Regions from separate parts of the Homo sapiens genome. Here region 2 is linked to region 1. A link is an interaction called in ENCODE POLR2A ChIA-PET data of the cell type or tissue named here. Cell type or tissue: PC-3. All regions are shown on one strand.

Region 1 (4,000 bases):
AAGTTGATGTAATATTCTAAGTCCTTTGTTGTCATAAAAATGTTCATAGTATTTTCACCAGGAGTAGGTTCCATCTCAAGAAACGACTTTTTTTTTTTTTTTTGAGACGGAGTCTCATTTTGTTGCCAGGCTGGAGTGCAGTGGTGTGATCTCGGCTCACTGCAACCTCTGCCTCCCAGGTTCTAGCGATTCTCCTGCCTCAGCCTCCCGAGTAGCTAGGACTACAGGTGTGTGCCACCATGCCCAGCTAATTTTTGTATTTTTAGTAGAGAGAGGGTTTCACCATGTTGGCCAGGATGGTCTCGATCTCTTGATCTCGTGATCTGCCTGCCTTGGCCTCCCAAAGTGCTGGGATTACAGGCGTGAGCCACCGCGCCCAGCCAAGAAACCACTTTCTTTGCTCATCCATAAGAAGCAAATTCTCCATTCAAGTTTTATCATAAACTTGCAGCAATTCAAGTCACATCATCAGGCTCCACTTCTAATCCTATTTCTCTTTCTATTTCCACCACATCTGCAGTTACTTCCTCCAACTAAAGTCTTGAACTTTTCAAAGCCATCCCTGAGAGTTGGAATCAACTTCTTCCAAACTCCTGTTAATGTGGATATTTTGACCTTTCCCATAAATAACAAATGTTCTTACTGGCATCTAGAATGGTGAATCCTTTCCAGAGGGTTTTCAGTTGATTTTATCCAGCTGCAGCAGAGGAATCACTATCTATGTCAGTTACAGCCTTACAGAACATATTTGTGAAATAATAAAACTTGAAGGTCAAAATTATTCCTTGATCCATGGGCTGCAGAATGGATGTTGTGTTAAGAGACTTGAAAACAACATTAATCTCCTTGTATATCTCCATCAGAGCTCTTAGGTGTCTAGGTGCAATGTCAATATTTTGAAAGAAATTTTTTTTTTTCTGAGCTGTTGGTCTCAATAGTGGGCTTAAAGTATTCAGTAAACCATGTTGTAAACAGTTGTACTATCATCCAGGCTTTGCTGTTGCATTTATAGGGCACACCCAGAGTAGATTTAGCACAATCCTTAAGGGCCCTAGGATTTTCAGAATGGTAAGTGAACACTGGCTCAATAGTAATGGTGAAGAAGTTTGAAATATTTCGACACAGAGACAAAATTAGCACATGCTGTTGGAAAAATGGGGCCAAAAGACTTGCTTCACACAGGGTTGCCACAAATCTTCAACTTGTTAAAAAAAAAAAAGGCAATATATGCAAAGCACAATAAAGTGAAGCACCATAAAGTGAAGTGTACCTGCATACCAAGTGCAAATTACAGAATTTTTTTTTATAATTGTGAAAAACAAGAAACAGTTATCTATCAGTGGAGAATGGATTAGAGAAAACTGATATATTCATACAGTAGAATATTATAGTTTTAAAATAAACTGAAAGGAACTGTATGAATCAAAATAGATGAATCTTGAAAAATTTTTGAGTATAAAAGGCAACTTATAGATGAATGTATACATTATGATATTTGGCATATGATCATTTCTGAATTGGAAGAGACCTAAGCTATAAGCATCTCTTCACATTTTTAGTCTTCTCTTCCGTCCACTGTATTCATGCCTGACTCCATCCTCTTGTTGTTTTTGAAACTTTACTATCAATTTCTGTAAAACGTAATAGACTCCAATTTCTGGTGTTATATTATGATAGCAATTTTTAGTTGAGAAGAAAGTTGAAGGAGTTAAAAATTGGGAAGTCAACTAAGAGCCAGCTCAAGGAATCCAGTATGACTTGGAAGTTTACATGCCATATTGCAAAATGCAACAACCAGAACTCACGTCTTCTGATTTCTGATCTGGTGGTATTACTGTTCAATCATTTCTTAAAAAGCAATCTGAGGCCAGGCGCAGTGGCTCACACCTGTAATCCCAGCACTTTGGGAGGCTGAGGCAGGAGGATCACTTGAGTCCAGCAGATCAAGACCAGCCTGGTCAGGCCGGGCGCGGTGGCTCACACCTGTAATCCTAGCACTTTGGGAGGCCGAGGCGGGCGGATCACGAGGTCAGGAGATAGAGACCATCCTGGCTTACACGGTGAAACCCTGTCTCTACTAAAAATACAAAAAAAAATAGCCGGGCGTGGTGGCGGATGCCTGTAATCCCAGCTACTCGGGAGGCTGAGGCAGGAGAATGGCGTGAACTTGGGAGGCGGAGCTTGCAGTGAGCCGAGATCGCGCCACTGCACTCCAGCCTGGCCGACAGAGGGAGACTCCGTCCCAAAAAGAAAAAACAAAAAACGACCAGGGTGGTCAACATGGCAGAAACCCTGTCCCTACAAAATACACAAAAAATGTAACCAGGCGCGGTGGTGTGCGCCTGTGGTCCCAGATACTCAGGAGACTGAGGTGGGAGGATTGTTTGAGCCCAGGGGGCAGAGGTTGTAGTGAGCCAAGATTGCACTACGGCACTCTAGCCTGGGTGACAGAGTAAGACCAAGATCCTGTTTCAAAAAAAAAGCAATCTGAAAAATAACATTAAGGGTGATTTAATTCATAACAACCTTTCGTTGTTTCATTCCCTTCTGCCTTTTTCTACTATGCTCCTCCACTAGATGTCCTATTCCTCTTGCTAGAATTACCCTTTATGGAAATGAGCTCATGCTAGAATCTAGAGCACCATTTTCATAATAGTTTTATACAAGATAGAAGAGTAGCGACTCTATTTCTCCTGCTAAAATCAAGATACCTACTCTCTTTTTCCCCAGAAATCTTCAAAACCAGTAGATTCTGGTCTTTTTAACTGAGCCATTAGAATTTAGTTTATTGATTGGTGATATTAATGATGGCAAAATTTTGGGCAGTTCGGATTTTGTTTAATTGTTTTGTGAAATTATCACAATGAATTTTAGATGACATGAACTGTTACTTCTGGTTTATAGAATACGAAAGTACATGTCCACCACTGAGAACTATAAAAACATGTCTGGCTTCAGTATTCTAAATGTTTATACCTTACCTAGTTGTACATATCTATATTCTTTGTTGTTGTCAAGTTAAGATTTGTTTTCTAGAACCAAAAGTCTGCCCACTCTTATGGCCATGTTTGTTGATAATACTCTACTGGAAACCTTTAATGAGAGCTGTTATAACATATAAGGATTTTATTATTCATCAGAAAGAACTGATTTACTCTCTTACTTGAGAATATTGGGATCTCTTCTATTAAAATTATAATTAGTAGTCATATAATTTTTGCTTAGAGACTTTCAAAGACATACATAATTGTGCTCGCATAGTCGTGCCCCATAATTAAATCTTTCTGTGTTTGTAATGGTAAATTATTTATGTTTTACCTTCTTTATTTTCTAAGGAACTGGCATTTGATCCATATGAATCGTATGCTCGAGATATTTTGCGACCTGGTTTTCATGATCGTTTCCTTAGTCAGTTATCAAAGCCTGGGGCAGCACTTTATTTGCAGGTATAGTAATTTTTAAATGAAGATGTACAATGTCTGAAAAGTAAACTTAAAAAAAAAATTAAATCACTTTTTTTTCCAGTCAATAGGCGAAGGTTTCAAAGAAGCTGTTCAATATGTTTTACCCAGGCTGCTTCTGGCCCCTGTTTACCACTGTCTCCATTACTTTGAACTTTTGAAGGTAAGAAAACTCTTTATTGTTATTTGTAACATATTCAAGTGTGAATTTTTTTTTTTGCTACTTCATTTGTAAATTATTGTGTGAGTACCCTGCACATTAGTGTGTTTCTGTTTTCTTTTTCCAGTCAAGAAGCAAATGGAAATCAGTCTGCAAAAGAGTAGCATATTTTCTCGTCTTAGTAGTGAATTTTATTTTTGTTGTTTTTTAATTTTTTTGTTTTTTGTTTTTTCTTTTTTTTATTTTTGGTTTTTTAGTGAATGTTAAAGCAATTGTCAGATATTTTTGTCTTGTACCTTTACTTTTTGTTTACATGGCTGATTCTTTGAAAACAACCTTGGATTTATGCATCGCAGTTTCCATTTGGGGACCTCAGCAG
Region 2 (4,000 bases), 210 kb after region 1:
TAAGGTTAGGAGAATAACTCTTCCTATAGAAATAGAATGTCAAGGTCAGGTGTGGTGGTGCATGCCTGTAGTCCCAACTACTCGGGAGGCTAAAGCAGAAAGATTGCTTGGGCTCAAGAGTTCAAGACCATCCTTGGCAGTATAGTGAGACCTCATCTCTAAAAAAATAAAAAAATAGAAAGTTGCCAGTGGGGCCAAGCGCAGTGGCTCATGCCTGTAATCCCAGCACTTTTGGAGGCCAAGGCGGGCAGATCACGAGGTCAGGAGTTCGAGACCAGCCTGACCAACATGGTGAAACCTGTCTCTACTAAAACTACAAAAATTAGCTGGCGTGTGCCTGTAATCCCAGCTACTCAGGAGGATGAGGCGGGAGAATCAATTGAACCCAGGAGGTGGAGGTTGCAGTGAGCTGAGATCACATCATTGCACTTCAGCCTGGGCAACAGAGCAAGACACTGTCTCCAAAAAAAAAAAAAAATAGCCAGTGTACTGAAAAAGTTTATTTATAGAGCTTAGCTAGGCCAGGCACAGTGGCTCATGCCTGTAATCCCAGCATTTTGGTAGGCTGAGGCGGGTGGATCACTTGAGTCCAGGAGTTTGAGACCAGCCTGGGCAACATGGCGAAACCCCATCTCTGCTAAAAATATAAAAAATTAGCCGGGCGTGATGGCATGTACCTGTAGTCCCAACTACTCAGGAGGCTAAGGTAGGAAAATCACCTGAGCCTGGGGAGGTTGAGGCTGCAGTGAGCCGTGATCGCGCAACTGCACTTCAGCCTGGGTGACAGAGCAAGGCCTTGTCTCAAAAAATAAAAATTAAAATAAAAAAAGAGCTTAGCTAATAATTCTTGGCATTATACCGACAGACATTATACTTTTCCACACCTCAGTTTTTCTGGTTATAGAAAGATAAATCTCCATTTTGTCCTTATTAAGTCAGAGAATATATAAAACATGTAGTTATTTATTTGTTTAAATCCTCTGGGACTTTACAAAGAAAATAAAACTGATAGTGAAAATTTCTCTTTTTTTTTTTTTTTGAGAAAGGGTCTTGCTCTGTTGCCCAGGCTAGAGTGCAGTGGCACAATCTTGGCTTACCGCAAACTCCGCCTCCCTGGCTCAAGCAACCCTCCTACCTCAGCCTGCCGAGTAGCTGAGACCACAGGCGAAATTCTCAGATTATTGCATATTTTGGTTAAAAACAGCTTTATAATCTATATTAGTTTTTCATTTACTTCATTTATCATATTCTTTTTTAAAAAAATTTTTCTTGTTTCTTTTCTGTGCCTATGCTTACCCACATATTGATTCTTTTTATATACCCAGGTGCTATACTTGTATTTTTACCAGGACTAGCAGAAATCAAAATGCTTTATGAACAGCTACAGTCTAATTCTCTTTTCAACAACAGACGTAGTAATCGGTAAGCTAATTGCTTTCTATATTCTTAATCATCCATTGCAGTTACCTCTAAAGATATCATCACCCTCTTTAGACCCTGGAAGAGCACCAGTCTTCGAGCATACATTTGTTTATGCCAGCTGGAAATGAGCAAACCTATTTGCTGCAGGAAATCAGTTATTCCCTTTTTATTAAAGAAAAATATTGGCCAGGCTCAGTGGCTCATGCCTGTAATCCCAGCTCTTTGGGAGGCCGAGGCGGGCGGATCACCTGAGGTCAGGAGTTGGAGACCAGCCTGACCAACGTGGAGAAACCTCATCTCTACTAAAAATACAAAATTAGCTGGGTGTGGTGGCCGGCACCTATAAACCCAGCTACTCAAGAGGCTGAGGCAGGAGAATAGCTTGAACCCGGGAGGCAGAGGTTTTGGTGAGCTGAGATCACACCATTGCGCTCCAGCCCGGGCAACAAGAGTGAAACTCCGTTTCAAAAAAATTCTCTTCACTTAGCATAGTGACTCAGCAAATTTGCATGTAATTTTAGATGTCAGAGCCCCAGATAGTGGGGGAAGGTGGGGGAAAGGCAGCATTAGTAACAACAAAGAAGTCCTACCATTATGAGAGAAAATCATCTTCAATAGTTCCTATTCCAGGAGCAAGACACACTGGGTGTGTCTTCATTTTTAAGGGGAAAACTATTTGACAAACGAACACTCCCTTAAAATGTAAGAATGAAGTTTCTGAGGTTACATCATTGTCATTGCCTGTCTTCTCTGTGTGTGTGTATGTATGTGTGTGTGTGTGTATGTGTATATATATGTATGTGTGTATATATATATATATATATATATATATATTTTTTTTTTTTTTTTTTTTTGAGACAGAGTCTCGCTCTGTGGCCCAGGCTGGAGTGCAGTGGCGTGATCTCGGCTCACTGCAACCTCCGCCTCCCAGGTTCAAGTGATTCTTCTGCCTCAGCCTCACAAGTAGCTGGGGTTACAGGCTCATCTTGTATTTAAAGGAAGAATAATTCTTTGCTGGTTAGTTTGCACTAGGCTTGTTGGTTGTAGAATATCAATTATTTATTCCTCTTCATTATTTACTACTGAATTACACTCCAACATTTTTCCCAAGTTGGTATGAGGTTTTTGGTTCCTAGAACTAAGTAAATATTTTGTAAAAATCAGAAAGGACTTTACCTTTTATTTTATTTTATTTTATTTTATTTTTCGAGACGGAGTCTCACTATTGTCGCCCAAGCTGAAGTGCAATGGCAGGATGTCAGCTCACTGCAACCTCTGCATCCTGGGCTCAAGTGATTCACCTGCCTCAGCTTCCCGAGTAACTGGGATTACAGGTGCCCACCAACACACCTGGTTAATTTTTGTATTTTTAGTAGAGACGAGGTTTCACCATGTTGGCTAGGCTGATCTCAAACTCCTGACCTCGGGTGATCCGCCTGCCTCAGCCTTCCAAAGTGCTGGGATTACAGGTGTGAGCCACCGTACCCGGCCAAGACTTTACTATGTAGAAGAGCTGAGCTCTGAGGACAGGTTGTGGAGAAGTTGCTAATACCTGAAGTCATATTGTTGGTTTTAGTAGAAATTCACCTACTGTAATCTAGTTTCGGTGCTAGGTGCTAGAATACTTCATGTGCTTTTATTTCCTTCCAGATGTGTTATTCACCCACTTCATTCATCTTTATCCAGTGAAGAGCAGCAGGCTGTGTTTGTAAAACCTCCTGCAGGAGTAACTAAGATTATAATTTCCACCAACATTGCTGAGACATCCATAACCATCGATGATGTTGTCTATGTTATCGATTCTGGGAAAATGAAAGAAAAGAGGTATTCCGTCTTGTGGTGATGTAAGAGAGGGGCTAAAAATGCTTCATTTAGGGAGACACCGTTGTTAGTGGCTAATGCTATTAAGCTACACGGATTACTGTATGAAAAAATACTTTGTGAAAACTGTACGTGGATGTGTGAATGATTGTGTAGCCAGGACCATGGACCTTAACATCAAATGGGGATGAAAAGTAATGAATTGCTTTTTCTCTCTTTTTGTCATGTGATTTTATATGTGCTTGTATGAAAAGGGGTTGAATAAAGAAACTGTGTAGTTTGGGAAACTCTGCACTTGATGCCACTTAAATCAGCACTAGCTGCTCCTACCAGGGGCTCAACTATCCCAGAATATACAGGGCACTGTGTCCCTCTACAGGAGGAAGCTGGTTCATCTATTCTGTCCATAGCAAGCAGTCTTGGCCATGTTTTTATAAAATGACTCAATTTATATTTTCTTTTTCTTTATAGATATGATGCCAGCAAAGGGATGGAAAGTCTAGAGGACACCTTTGTATCTCAAGCTAATGCTCTACAAAGGAAAGGCCGAGCAGGCCGTGTTGCATCTGGGGTCTGCTTCCATTTATTCACTAGCCATCACTACAATCACCAGCTTTTAAAACAACAGCTACCAGAAATACAAAGAGTGCCATTGGAACAGCTGTGTCTAAGGTGACATCTGGTTTTTTGTGTTTTGCTTCCAAAAGGTCTAAATGTTTCTCACTCTATTAAGTTCCATGTTTTCCTTTTACTTCTA

What was found. Peaks named below come from ENCODE experiments on the same cell type or tissue, not always from the same donor. Only the 100,000 strongest peaks of a DNase experiment are listed, where the experiment ranks them.
Region 2: POLR2A ChIA-PET joins it to region 1 with 9 read pairs; 3 of 35 experiments call an interaction of 5 or more read pairs at or near these places.

Annotation. Positions count from the first base shown.
Region 1 is chr2:39,034,836-39,038,835 of GRCh38, reverse strand. It overlaps SOS1 (SOS Ras/Rac guanine nucleotide exchange factor 1), which reads left to right. Exons shown (of 23, transcript NM_005633.4): 7 at 3,336-3,446; 8 at 3,526-3,624. Among named protein-coding and RNA genes, the nearest start is that of SOS1, 84 kb to the left of the region's middle. In PC-3, a CTCF peak has its summit at 2,586; no DNase peak of the experiment used is centred here.
Region 2 is chr2:38,825,762-38,829,761 of GRCh38, reverse strand. DHX57 (DExH-box helicase 57) reads left to right here. Exons shown (of 24, transcript NM_198963.3): 14 at 1,326-1,422; 15 at 3,073-3,246; 16 at 3,715-3,915. Among named protein-coding and RNA genes, the nearest start is that of DHX57, 48 kb to the left of the region's middle. RefSeq lists an enhancer at 1,781-2,075. In PC-3, no CTCF peak of the experiment used is centred here; a DNase peak (open chromatin) is centred at 2,021; H3K27ac peaks cover 838 bases.